2 separate regions of the Homo sapiens genome follow, and region 1 is linked to region 2. A link is a loop called in an ENCODE intact Hi-C map of the cell type or tissue named here. Cell type or tissue: Calu3. All regions are shown on one strand. Each heading gives the region's core, and the rest is flanking DNA. Links, peaks and the distances in the headings are about the cores only. Region 1 has its middle 9.8 kb from the start of CDC23. Region 2 overlaps CDC25C (cell division cycle 25C).

Region 1 (5,375 bases), core at 204-5,203, 60 kb before region 2:
TGTTAAATCTTGTGAAGTAGGCATTATGCCCTTTTTCAGACAAGATTGGGCGCATTCAGGGTGGTATGGCCATAGACATTATGTTCTTTTTCAAAGAGCAATAATTCAGGCAGGTATGGTGTCTCACACCTGTAATCTCAGCACTTTGGGAAGCCAAGCCAGGAGGATCGCTTGAGTCCAGGAGTTTGAGACCAGCTTGGGCAACATGATAAAACCCTGTCTCTACAAAAAATTCAAAAGTTAGCTGGGCATGGTGGTGCACTCCTGTAGTCCCAGCTACTCAGGAGGCTGAGGTGGGAGGATTCCTTGAGCCTGGGAAGTCAAGAGGCTGCAGTGAGCCAAGATCACACCACTGCACTCCAGCCCGGGCGACAGAGTGAGACCTTGTCTCACAAAAAAAAAAAAAAAAAATTCAGTACCTATTTTATAGAGTTGCTATGACAATTGGAGATATGTACACTTAGTAGGTACTATTTCTTTTTTTTTTTTTTTTTTTTTGAGACGGACTCTCGCTGTCGCCCAGGCTGGAGTGCAGTGGCGCGATCTCGGCTCACTGCAGGCTCCGCCCCCCGGGGTTCACGCCATTCTCCTGCCTCAGCCTCCCAAGTAGCTGGGACTACAGGCGCCCGCCACCTCGCCCGGCTAATTTTTTGTATTTTTAGTAGAGACGGGGTTTCACCGTGCTAGCCAGGATGGTCTCGATCTCCTGACCTCGTGATCCACCCGCCTCGGCCTCCCAAAGTCCTGGGATTACAGGCGTGAGCCACCGCGCCAGGCCTAGTTAGGTACGATTTCTATAAGGAAACAGACATCATGGTTTATGGGTCACCCATCCATTTAGAGGTAAGTAAACCACCTAGAAGCAGCCCAGGATTGGAATCCACAAGAGCTGAAACCTGTCACGATCTAAATACACCTGCAAAAATCTCCCACTCCCTCTCCTCACTGGGCCTTACTTTTCTCCTTGTAAAATGGCAGAGCTAAGCAAGATGACTTCCAGGATTCCTTCTACCTCTGACAAGCTCCAAGTGAGGACTAGAGCTCAGACTGCCTCCATGAAAGTTAGAAGGGAGAGGGCTGGGCGTGGTGGCTCACACCTGTAATCCCAGCACTTTGGGAGGTGAGGCGGGCAGATCATGAGTTCAGGAGTTTGAGACCAGCCTGGCCAACATGGTGAAACTCTGTCTCTACTAAAGATACAAAAGATTAGCCAGGCATGGTGGCAGGTGCCTGTAATCCCAGCTACTCGGGAGGCCGAGGCAGAAGAATTGCTTGAACCCGGGAGGCAGAGGTTGCAGTGAGCTGAGATTGTGCCATTGCACTCCAGCCTGGGCGATACGGTGAGACTCTGCCTCAAAAAAAAAAAAAGTTAGAAGGGAGAGAGTGACTTCCTTGTTTTTGGTTTATTAATAATAAATACAGGCTGGGCACTACGGCTCATGCCTGTAATCCTAGCACTTTGGGATGTCTAGGCAAGTGGATCACTTGAGCCCAGGAGTTTGAGACCAGCCTGGGCAACATGGCGAAACCCTGTCTCTACCAAAAACACAAAGATTGGCCAGTCTCATAACCCAGTCCCTAAATAAATAGATTAAAATTTTTTTTAATTAAAAAAATTTAATAAAAAACAATAAATACATCAAAAGGCAGTGATGTAATGAAGAATTAAGAAGTCACTGTCGGCCAGGCACCATGACTCCTACCTTGGGAGGCCAAGGTGGGTGGACTGCTTGAACTCAAGAGTTCATGACCAGCCTGGACAACATGGCAAAACCCTATCTCTATAAAAAAATACAAAACTTAGCCAGGTGTGGTGGCATGCTCCTATAATCCTAGCTACTCAAAAGGCTGAGGCAGGAGAATCTCTTGAGCCCAAGAGGTCAAGGCTGCAGTGAGCTGAAATTGCACCACTGCACACCAGCCTGGCTGACTGATTGAGACTCTATCTCAAAATAATAAAGAATAAGAAGGGGCTGGGCGTGGTGGCTCATGCCTGTAATCCCAACACTTTGGGAGGCCGAGGCTGGTGGATCATGAGATCAGGAAACCGAGACCATCCTGGCCAACATGGTGAAACCCCATCTGCACTAAAAATACAAAAATTAGCTGGGCGTGGTGGCACATGCCTATAATCCCAGCTACTCTGGAGGCTGAGGCAGGAGAATCCCTTGAACCAGGGAGTTGGAGGTTGCAGTGAGCTGAGATCGCACCACAGCACTCTAGCCTGGTGACAGAGCGAGACTCCGTCTCAAAAAAAAAAAAAAAAAAAAAAAAAAGAATAAGAAAGAAAGCACTTCAAGCTTCTAAATACCACTCCCAAGTTTGTCACACATGACAACGTCGCGAACAACTTTATCCAGTCGCGTGCTGCCCCACTGAATGTTCTCCAGCGTTCCTTGGGGGCTGTAGTCTGGTCAAGGCTGATCCTCACCTAAAGTCCTTCCTGGAAAAAACTCAATTGCCTTTTTCTTCTGTGATCCCGGCTTTGTCCGACAGATGGAACCATTCCCTCCCTCCCCGCTCTTCAAAGGGCTTGACCGGAAAAGGTGTTTGCTCAAGAGCGATGTGGGACCAGACACCAGAGACCAAAGTAGAGAGAGGCTAAAGAACTTACTAAATCTAAGCCCGATGAGAACTGAAAGAACAGTCAGTTCCCAGCAAGGTTTCTTGACTTAGGCATTATTGATATTTTGAGCTGGTTAATTATTTGTTGGAGGTGGCAGTGGGTAGGAAGGAGGTGGGTGCTGTCCATGTATTCATTTAACTACAATTTATCTAGTTGTTACTATGTGCCAAGCTCTGGGAATAGACTGTTGAATGAAACAGTCAATTCCTGCACTCAGACATTTTTTTCTAGTGGGGGAGAAAGATGATAAACAATCATACAAAGAATTATGTAACAACAGTTACCATAAGTGCAGTGAAGGAAAAGCTTAAGAAGCTATGATAGGAGGCCTGTGCCAGGCTGTGGGCAAAGATGGCCATAAGTCCTCCATCCCTGGATATGTGCCCCTTTACAATATGACTTTGCATCAAGCGGTGAGTCTGTGTCCCTGCCTTTGAATCTGTGTTAGCCCTGTGACTTGCTTTAACCAATAGAAAGCAGTGAAAGGGATGTTATGTGACTTCTGAGCCTCAGTTTCAAGGGACCTTGCAACTTTAACTCTTGCCCTCTTGCTGCCCTGAAGGAACCAGGTTAGCCTCTTAGCTGTCCCAGATATTCCAGCTGTCCCAGTGGTTCCCACCATTCCGGCTGAGGCTTCAGATAGATGAGTGAGGCTATGCAGGAACAGCCAGCACCCAGTCAACCTGACAACTGACTGCAGCTGCAGAAGTGACCCCAGGCAAGACTGAACCCAGTCAGAATTGCAGAAAAATGAGCAAATACATGGTTGGGGGTTATTATGCAATGATAGACAACCAATACAAGGCCCTAACCTGGTCTAGGGCTAGAGGAGTGGATCAGAGGAGGCTTCCTTGAAGAAATTAGTCCAGCTAAGACCTGGAGATAGACCTAGAGTCAGCCCGGTAGAGCATAGGGGAAGAGCATTCAGGCAGCAGAGACAGCAGGTTAAGAACTATATGTATCTGAGGACCTAAGCAGGGAACTATATGTATCTGAGGACCTAATCAGGCAACACCAGATGGTCTGAAGAGAAGAGAGCCCAGCAGTATAGACAATGACCAATGAGCGGTGTGCTGTACTTAACCCATCACCCACCTCCATTCCCAAACTGACTTTTAGTTTTTGTTTTTTTATCACATTCTGGATACATCCATGGGCCGTGTCAAGCATGTAAATTTCATCTACTATGTATGTTGAAAAATTAAAGAGTTGAAAATACCTGTGGACATTAACCTGTCTCCTAGAAGCTAGGAAAAGGTTGAGTTACAGTCTTTTGGGGATGAACAATATGAAGATGACAAAGCAGGCTGAGCACGAGGAAAAAATGTATTTTTAATAGTTGTGATGACCATCAAAGCTATTATGACCCCATCTTCACTGATCTAAGCTCATACTTAAATGGAAATTTACTTGAAAAGCCCTTTCTTTGCATAATGGAAAGGCAGGCTTGTCCAATTCCATCTCCCCAAGGTAATGGCCCTAGGATGTAATGGGAGGCCTCACTGCCAGCTCTGCTCATCGGGGGCTCTCAGCCTTGTGTAGCCCAGCTTTGGTAACCCCCCTTCCCAGTGTCCTTTATCCCTATTACTCAGTAAAGTTCCCCTAAGGATGCCTCACCTCCAAGGTTACTGCTGAGAACCTTTAGAAAGAGGGAGAATTGATGGGGCTGACATCACTGTGTTGCTCGGCCTCTTCGTCTGTCTGGGGAAGATGATCCAGTGGGAGCTCCCCTGCAGGGCAATAGGCTGAGCCTGATCTCAGCAGGCTTCCCATCAAGCAGGCCAGAATGCTCATTTCCCCAGAACAATCACATAACCCTGCACCCAGGCCATCCCTCTGTTCCAGAAGCTGAGGAAGGAGGGCAGCCTGGACCCCAGCTGAGCTGACTGCCTTAGCTCCATCCTTATTCCACCGGGGACGAGGATCCTGCTGCTAGCTGATACCTAAGAGGGAGATGTTTACATTTTTAAAAGTTTATCTCTTTTTAGCTGGGCGTGGTGGCTCACGCCTGTAATCCCAGCACTTTGAGAGGCCGAGGCAGGTGGATCACCTGAGGTTGGGAGTTTGAGACCAGCCTGACCAACATGGAGAAACCCTGTCTCTACTAAAAATACAAAATTAGCCGGGCGTGGTGGAGCATGCCTGTAATCCCAGCTACTTGGGAGGCTGAGGCAGGAGAATAGCTTGAACCCAGGAAGGCAGGGATTGCAGTGAGCCGAGATCACGCCATTGCACTCCAGCCTGGGCAACAGGAGTGAAATTCCATCTCCAGAAAAAAAAATTGTCTCTTTTTAAAAATATTTATTTATTTATTTAAGATAAGATCTCACTCTGTTGCCCAGCCTGGAGTGCAGTAGTGTGATCTTGGCTCACTGAAACCTTGATCTCCTGGACTCAAGTAGTTCTCCTACCTCAGCCTTTGGAGTAGCTGGGACTACAGGCGTGTGCCACCAAGCCCAGATAATTTTTTGAGGAGACAGGGTCTCACTATGTTTTCCAGGCTAGTCTTGAACTCCTGGGCTCCAGGTAAAGAGCATTCTTGGGTCTGAGCTGCACTTTCTACACTTGTGGACCTGAGGAAGTAAGAAAGCTGTGCTGTTTTCTCAGGGAGGGCACACAAGGAGTGGCCACTGTTAAAATTGCTTTTGCAAAAATTATGACAGTGAGAGAAATCTGACGTAGAAAACTTAAGACAGTGGAAGAAATCTGAACTAACTGACTCCATCTAGCTTCTAACATCCAAGCTGCC
Region 2 (5,375 bases), core at 217-5,216:
CTCCGTCACCAGGCTGGAGTGCAGTGGCCCAATCTTGGCTCACTGCAACCTCCACTTCCTGGGTTCAAGCACTTCTCCTGCCTCAGCCTCCCGAGTAGCTGGGTATTTTTAATAAAGACGGGGTTTCACCATGTTGGCCAGGATGGTCTCGATCTCCTGACCTCGTGATCTGCCCACCTTGGCCTCCCAAAGTGCTGGGATTACAGGTGTGAGCCATCATGCCTGGCCTGTTTGTATTTTTAGTAGAGATGGGGTTTCACCACATTGGCCAGGCTCCTCTCAAACTCTTGACCTCAGGTGATCCACCCTCCTCAGGCTCCCAAAGTGTTGGGATTATAGGCATGAGCCACAGCGCCCAGCCTCGAGAAGCAGTTTTTAGCTCAAAACATTTCTGTTCAATATTTCTTTACCTCCTGATGAATAAATACCAGTGCAAGGACACCAATGCCGAGCACACCCCCTACATAGCCTCATACTGAGGTCTCTGGGCTGGGGTTTTAGTGCCTGCTCATATCCTTATCTCTCAAGCCAAAGCAACCCTTATGGCCCTAAATTCTCAAGAGCTTACCATTGAGGCTCTTATAGATTTAACACCCAATACAGGGCCAACTCTGGAAAGGCACAGTGGTTTTTTTTTTTTAGACAGGGTCTTGCTGTCATCCAGGCTAGAGTATAGTGGATGGATCATAGTTCAATGCAACCTCAACCTCCTGGGCTGAAGCCATCCTCCTGCCTGACCCTCCCCAGTAGCTATGACTACAAGTGTGCACCACCATGCCCAGCTAAGTTGATTTTTATTCTATAGAGATGGGGTCTTGCTATGTTGCCCAGGCTGGTCTTAAACTCCTGGTCTCAAGGGATCCTCCCACTTTGGCCTCTTAAAGTGCTAGGATTACAGATGTGAGTCACTGCACCTGGCCAGGCACACTGTTCTTTGATGAAGGTTTGGTAACAGCAAAATCCATGAAGTGGACAGGCTCTGGAGCCATACTGTCTTGGGTCAAATCCCTACTCCACCATTAATTAGCTTTGAGATCTTATTACTTGACTAGGTGCAGTGGCTCACGCCTGTAATCTCAGCACTTTGGGAGGCTCCAATTGAAGACTAGAGCTCAGATTGCCTCCATGAAAGTTAGAAGGGAGAGGGCTGGGTGCGGTGGCTCACAACTGTAATCCCAGCACTTTGGGAGGCTGAGGCCGATGGATCATGAGGCCAGGAGTTCGAGACCAGCCTGGCCAACATGGTGAAACCCCTTCTCTACTAAAGATACAAAAAATTAGCCGGGCATGGTGGTACATGCCAGTAGTCCCAGCTACTCAGGAGGCTGAGGCAGAATCGCTTGAACCTGGGAGGCAGAGGTTGCAGTGAGCCGAGATCGCGCCACTACACTCCAGGTTGTTAACAGAGCGAGACTGTGTCTCCAAAAAAAAAAAAAAAATTCAAATTAGAAAAAAAAATGCAGGCCAGGCGCGGTGGCTCACGCCTGTAATCCCAGCACTTTGGGAGGCCGAGGTGGGCGGATCATGAGGTCAGGAGATCAAGACCATCCTGGCTAACATGGTGAAACCCCGTCTTAACTAAAAAATAAAAAAAAAATTAGCCGGGCATGGTGGTGGGTGCCTGTAGTCCCAGCTACTCGGGAGGCTGAGGCAGGAGAATGGTGTGAACCCAGGAGGCGGAGCTTACAGTGAGCCGAGTTCACGCCACTGCACTCCAGCCTGGGCGACAGAGTGAGACTCCGTCTCAAAAAAAAAAAAAAAAAAAAAGAAAAGAAAAAAATACAAAAATTATCCAGGTGTGGTGGCAGATGCCTGTAGTCCCAGCTACTTGGGAAGCTGAGGTGAGAGGATTGCTTGAGCCTAGGAGGTGGAAGTTTCAGTGAGCTGAGATTGTACCACTGCACTCCAGCCTGGGCAACAAGTGAGACCCTGTCTCAAAAAAAAATAAAATAAAATAAAAAAGAGTTAATCCCTCTGTTCCTCAATTTCTTTATCTTCATAAAGAAATGCTCATAATAATGAATACCTCTTTCACAGGCTTGTGAAAATTAAATTAGTGTGTATTTATATAGGAGTTTATATATATATATATATATATATATATATATATATATATATATGAGTTTAGAGATAGCCTTGTATACAGTAAGCACCTGAAAAATGTTAGCTACTATTGTTATTCCTGAAAATAACATGAATCAAATCATATAGTCCCTATACAATGAGAGGATATTACAAGAAATCAGTGGGCTTATATTAGGCCAGGCGTGGTGGCTCACGCCTGTAATCCCAGCACTTTGGGAGGCCGATGTGGGTGGATCACGAGGTCAGGAGTTCAAGACTAGCCTGACCAACATGGTGAAACCCTGTCTCTACTAAAAATACAAAAATTAGCCAGGCGTGGTGGTGCATGCCTGTAATCCCAGCTACTCGGGAGGCTGAGGCAGGAGAATTGCTTGAACCCGGGAGGTGGAGGTTGCAGTGAGCTGAGATCGCGCCACTGCACTTCAGCCTGGTGACAGAGCAAGACTCTGTCTCAAATAAAATAAAATAAAATAAAAAATACCAAAAAATGTTGACTTGGGTGAAAATACAATTTTCCATGAGGAAGATAATTAAGCCTTAGTGTTTTGTTTTGCAACTCAGATTTTCCACTTAAGACTACTGACTAGTGGGCACATGTACATCAATCTCTATCTATGTTGGGACTTGGTTCTAGCCTTCTGGGGAGAATTATCAGGAAATGGAAATGACCCACTAGGGTAGGCAGTGAGTTAAGGACCTCTCCTCACACTTCGAAGAGGTGCTTCAAGCAGTTTTCTTTTCTGGCTACTAGGAATTCCTATAGGGGCACGTGTGTGGGTGGGGCAGAGGAGCAGCATCTTTCCTTTGGCCATCTCCACCTAACGTAGCAGCAGCTTTTCTCTTTCCCCTAGACCTTCTGGGCTTTGAGTTCAAGGGATTAGGGAGAAGGCCACAGAGACAGCTTCCTTTTTGACAGACAGGCAGTAGCTAGGAATGGAAGCTACAGACTTCAGCAGGATGGCTTGGAGAAAACAGCAGTGCCCTCTGCTGTGAAGCATGCATGTGACACTCTAGGGCAAGAGCATGTGCAAACCTTGTCAAATAAAAAAATTAAAAGCCAGTCCAACCACTCAGGCACGTGCATGGGCCGCCCTATGGCTACAACCCCCCTTCCCTCCCACTCACTTTAAAAAAGTGTCTCTGTTCCAGAGCCTGGGAAGAGGGTATGTTTGTCTCTGTTCTGTCTCAGCCTAGGCTGTAGAGGGCTTCGTCCTGTTCCGTCCTGGGCTATCAGTCCTACTAGGTTAATACCAGAGAATGACAATGTTCAGTCAGTTCTACTGCCACCCAAGACCAAGTAGTGCCACACCTTACTACAGATAAAGGCCTATTCATATTAAAAAGCTCCAAGAAAGGAAACCCTGGCATACTGCAGAAGAGTACAGTTAAAAAATCTTCCTGAAGTCTAATGGATCTTGCTTTGTTTTATTCCTATCTTCATATATCACAAATCTCTACTTCCAACCATCCTAAATCCTAAAACTTGTCTTTGTGAGACGTGAAATGGAGTGGAGAAAAGACTTAAAAGTCAAAACCCCCCTAAGGCTATAGATAGGGAACTTTTTTTTTTTTTTTTTGAGATGGAGTCTTGCTTTGACACCCAGGCCGGAGTGCAGTGAAAAATCTTGTTCACTGCAACATCTGCCTCCCAAGTTGAAGTGATTATCCTGCCTCAGTCTCCCGAATAGCTGGGATTACAGGCAGCCACCACGATGCCTGGCTAATTTTTGTATTTTTAGTATAGACGAGGTTTTGCCATGTTAGCCAGGGTGGTCTTGAACTCCTGACCTCAGGTGTTCCGCCAGCCTCAGCCTCCCAAAGTGCTGGGATTACAGGTGTGAGCCACTGCCAAGAGGGAACCTTTGAGCCCAGCTGAGATCTGTCATTTGCCTTAGAGAATGTCTAGATACCACATGCTGCTGAGTCTGTGGTGCACTTTTAGTAACGCATACCATGGAATGATCTAGGAAAGGAAAGCCCAGGACATTGCTGAAGAAAACTGTTTGAAAGGCTTACCTTAATTCCAGAGCATTGGTTCATTTTTTTTTTGAGATGGAGTCTTACTCTGTTGCCCAGGCTAGAGTGCAGTGGATTTTGGCTCACTGCAACCTCCACCTCCTGAGTTCATGCAATTCTCCTGCCTCAGCCACCCTAGTAGCTGGGATTACAGGTGTGTGCCACCATGCCTGGTTAATTTTTGTATTTTTTTTAGTAGAGATGGGGTTTCACCATGTTGGTCAGGCTGGTCTCGAACTTCTGACGTCAAGTGATCTGCCTGCCTTGGCCTCCCAAAGTGCTGGGATTACTGAGCACTGGTTCTTAAGCCTTACCATGTATTAGAATTAACTGAAAAGGGAGATTTTTAAAACCCAGATTTCTGTGCCCTAACCTCACAAGTTCTGATTTAAGAGGTCTGGGGTGAGGCCTGAACATCTGTATTTCAAACAAGTTCAGATGATGTTGATGATCTAGGGTCCAAACTTTGAGAATTACTGGTTGTTTGGTATTTGTTTTTTGAGACAGTCTCTCTCTGTTGCCCAGGCTGGAGTGCGGTGGCACGATCTCATTGCAACCTTCACCTCCTGAGTTCAAGCGATTCTCCTGCATCAGCTTCCTGAGTAGCTGGGACTACAGGCACACGCCACCATGCCTGGCTAATTTTTGTATTTTTAGTAGAGATAGGGTCTCACCATGTTGGCCTCGAACTCCTGACCTGAAGTGATCCACCCGCCTCGGCCTCCCAAAGTGCCAGGATTACAGGTGTGAGCCACGGCCTAAGAATTACTGGTTTAGAGAAAAGCATGTTGGCCTCAGCTATGAATAAAGATAGTATGTCTGAAGTAGTCTAACTTGGTGATCTCCTCTGTAGACAGATCTTCTAGGAGCAGGCTAGGCTCACAATCACACCTCTCATTCTGTAGTGTTTATTTTTCCATTTTTAAAAAAGAAAGAGGGGGAAACAAAGAAGGAAAATACAAAGAAAGAAGGTAGACAACGCTCTTGCATAGCCCGAAGCCCAGAGAGAAAGAGTTGGCTGGCTTGTGAGAAGACATGAGGAGTTGGGAAAAGGAATGCCAGAGTTCCCTGAACCAATACAAATCTCTATGCAACTCAAGGCTGCCTTATAGAGCCAGCTCCAGGACTCTGCCACCAGCTTTCAGCTCTGCTGAAACCTAATCCATTCCCAGGCCTGGATACAAGTTGGTAGCCTGTTGGTTTGCAGAGACATCTTTTAATAATCTTGGGTTTGGCCATCCAGAAGGCCTCTTTCTGCTCAGGGTTTCTGCAGT

Evidence for each region. Hi-C counts contacts between places; a loop is a spot of excess contacts. Peaks named below come from ENCODE experiments on the same cell type or tissue, not always from the same donor. Only the 100,000 strongest peaks of a DNase experiment are listed, where the experiment ranks them.
Region 1: it touches region 2 in a loop (7-fold over the local background); 64 of 110 quality-filtered maps call a loop at or near these places.

The regions. Positions count from the first base shown.
Region 1 is chr5:138,220,468-138,225,842 of GRCh38, forward strand. No RefSeq gene overlaps it. Among named protein-coding and RNA genes, the nearest start is that of CDC23, 9.8 kb to the left of the region's middle. In Calu3, for the core only: a CTCF peak has its summit at 2,515 (motif pointing right); a DNase peak (open chromatin) is centred at 2,504.
Region 2 is chr5:138,280,276-138,285,650 of GRCh38, forward strand. It overlaps CDC25C (cell division cycle 25C), which reads right to left. Exons shown (of 14, transcript NM_001790.5): 14 at 4,994-5,375. Among named protein-coding and RNA genes, the nearest start is that of GFRA3, 8.3 kb to the left of the region's middle. In Calu3, for the core only: no CTCF peak of the experiment used is centred there; a DNase peak (open chromatin) is centred at 3,076.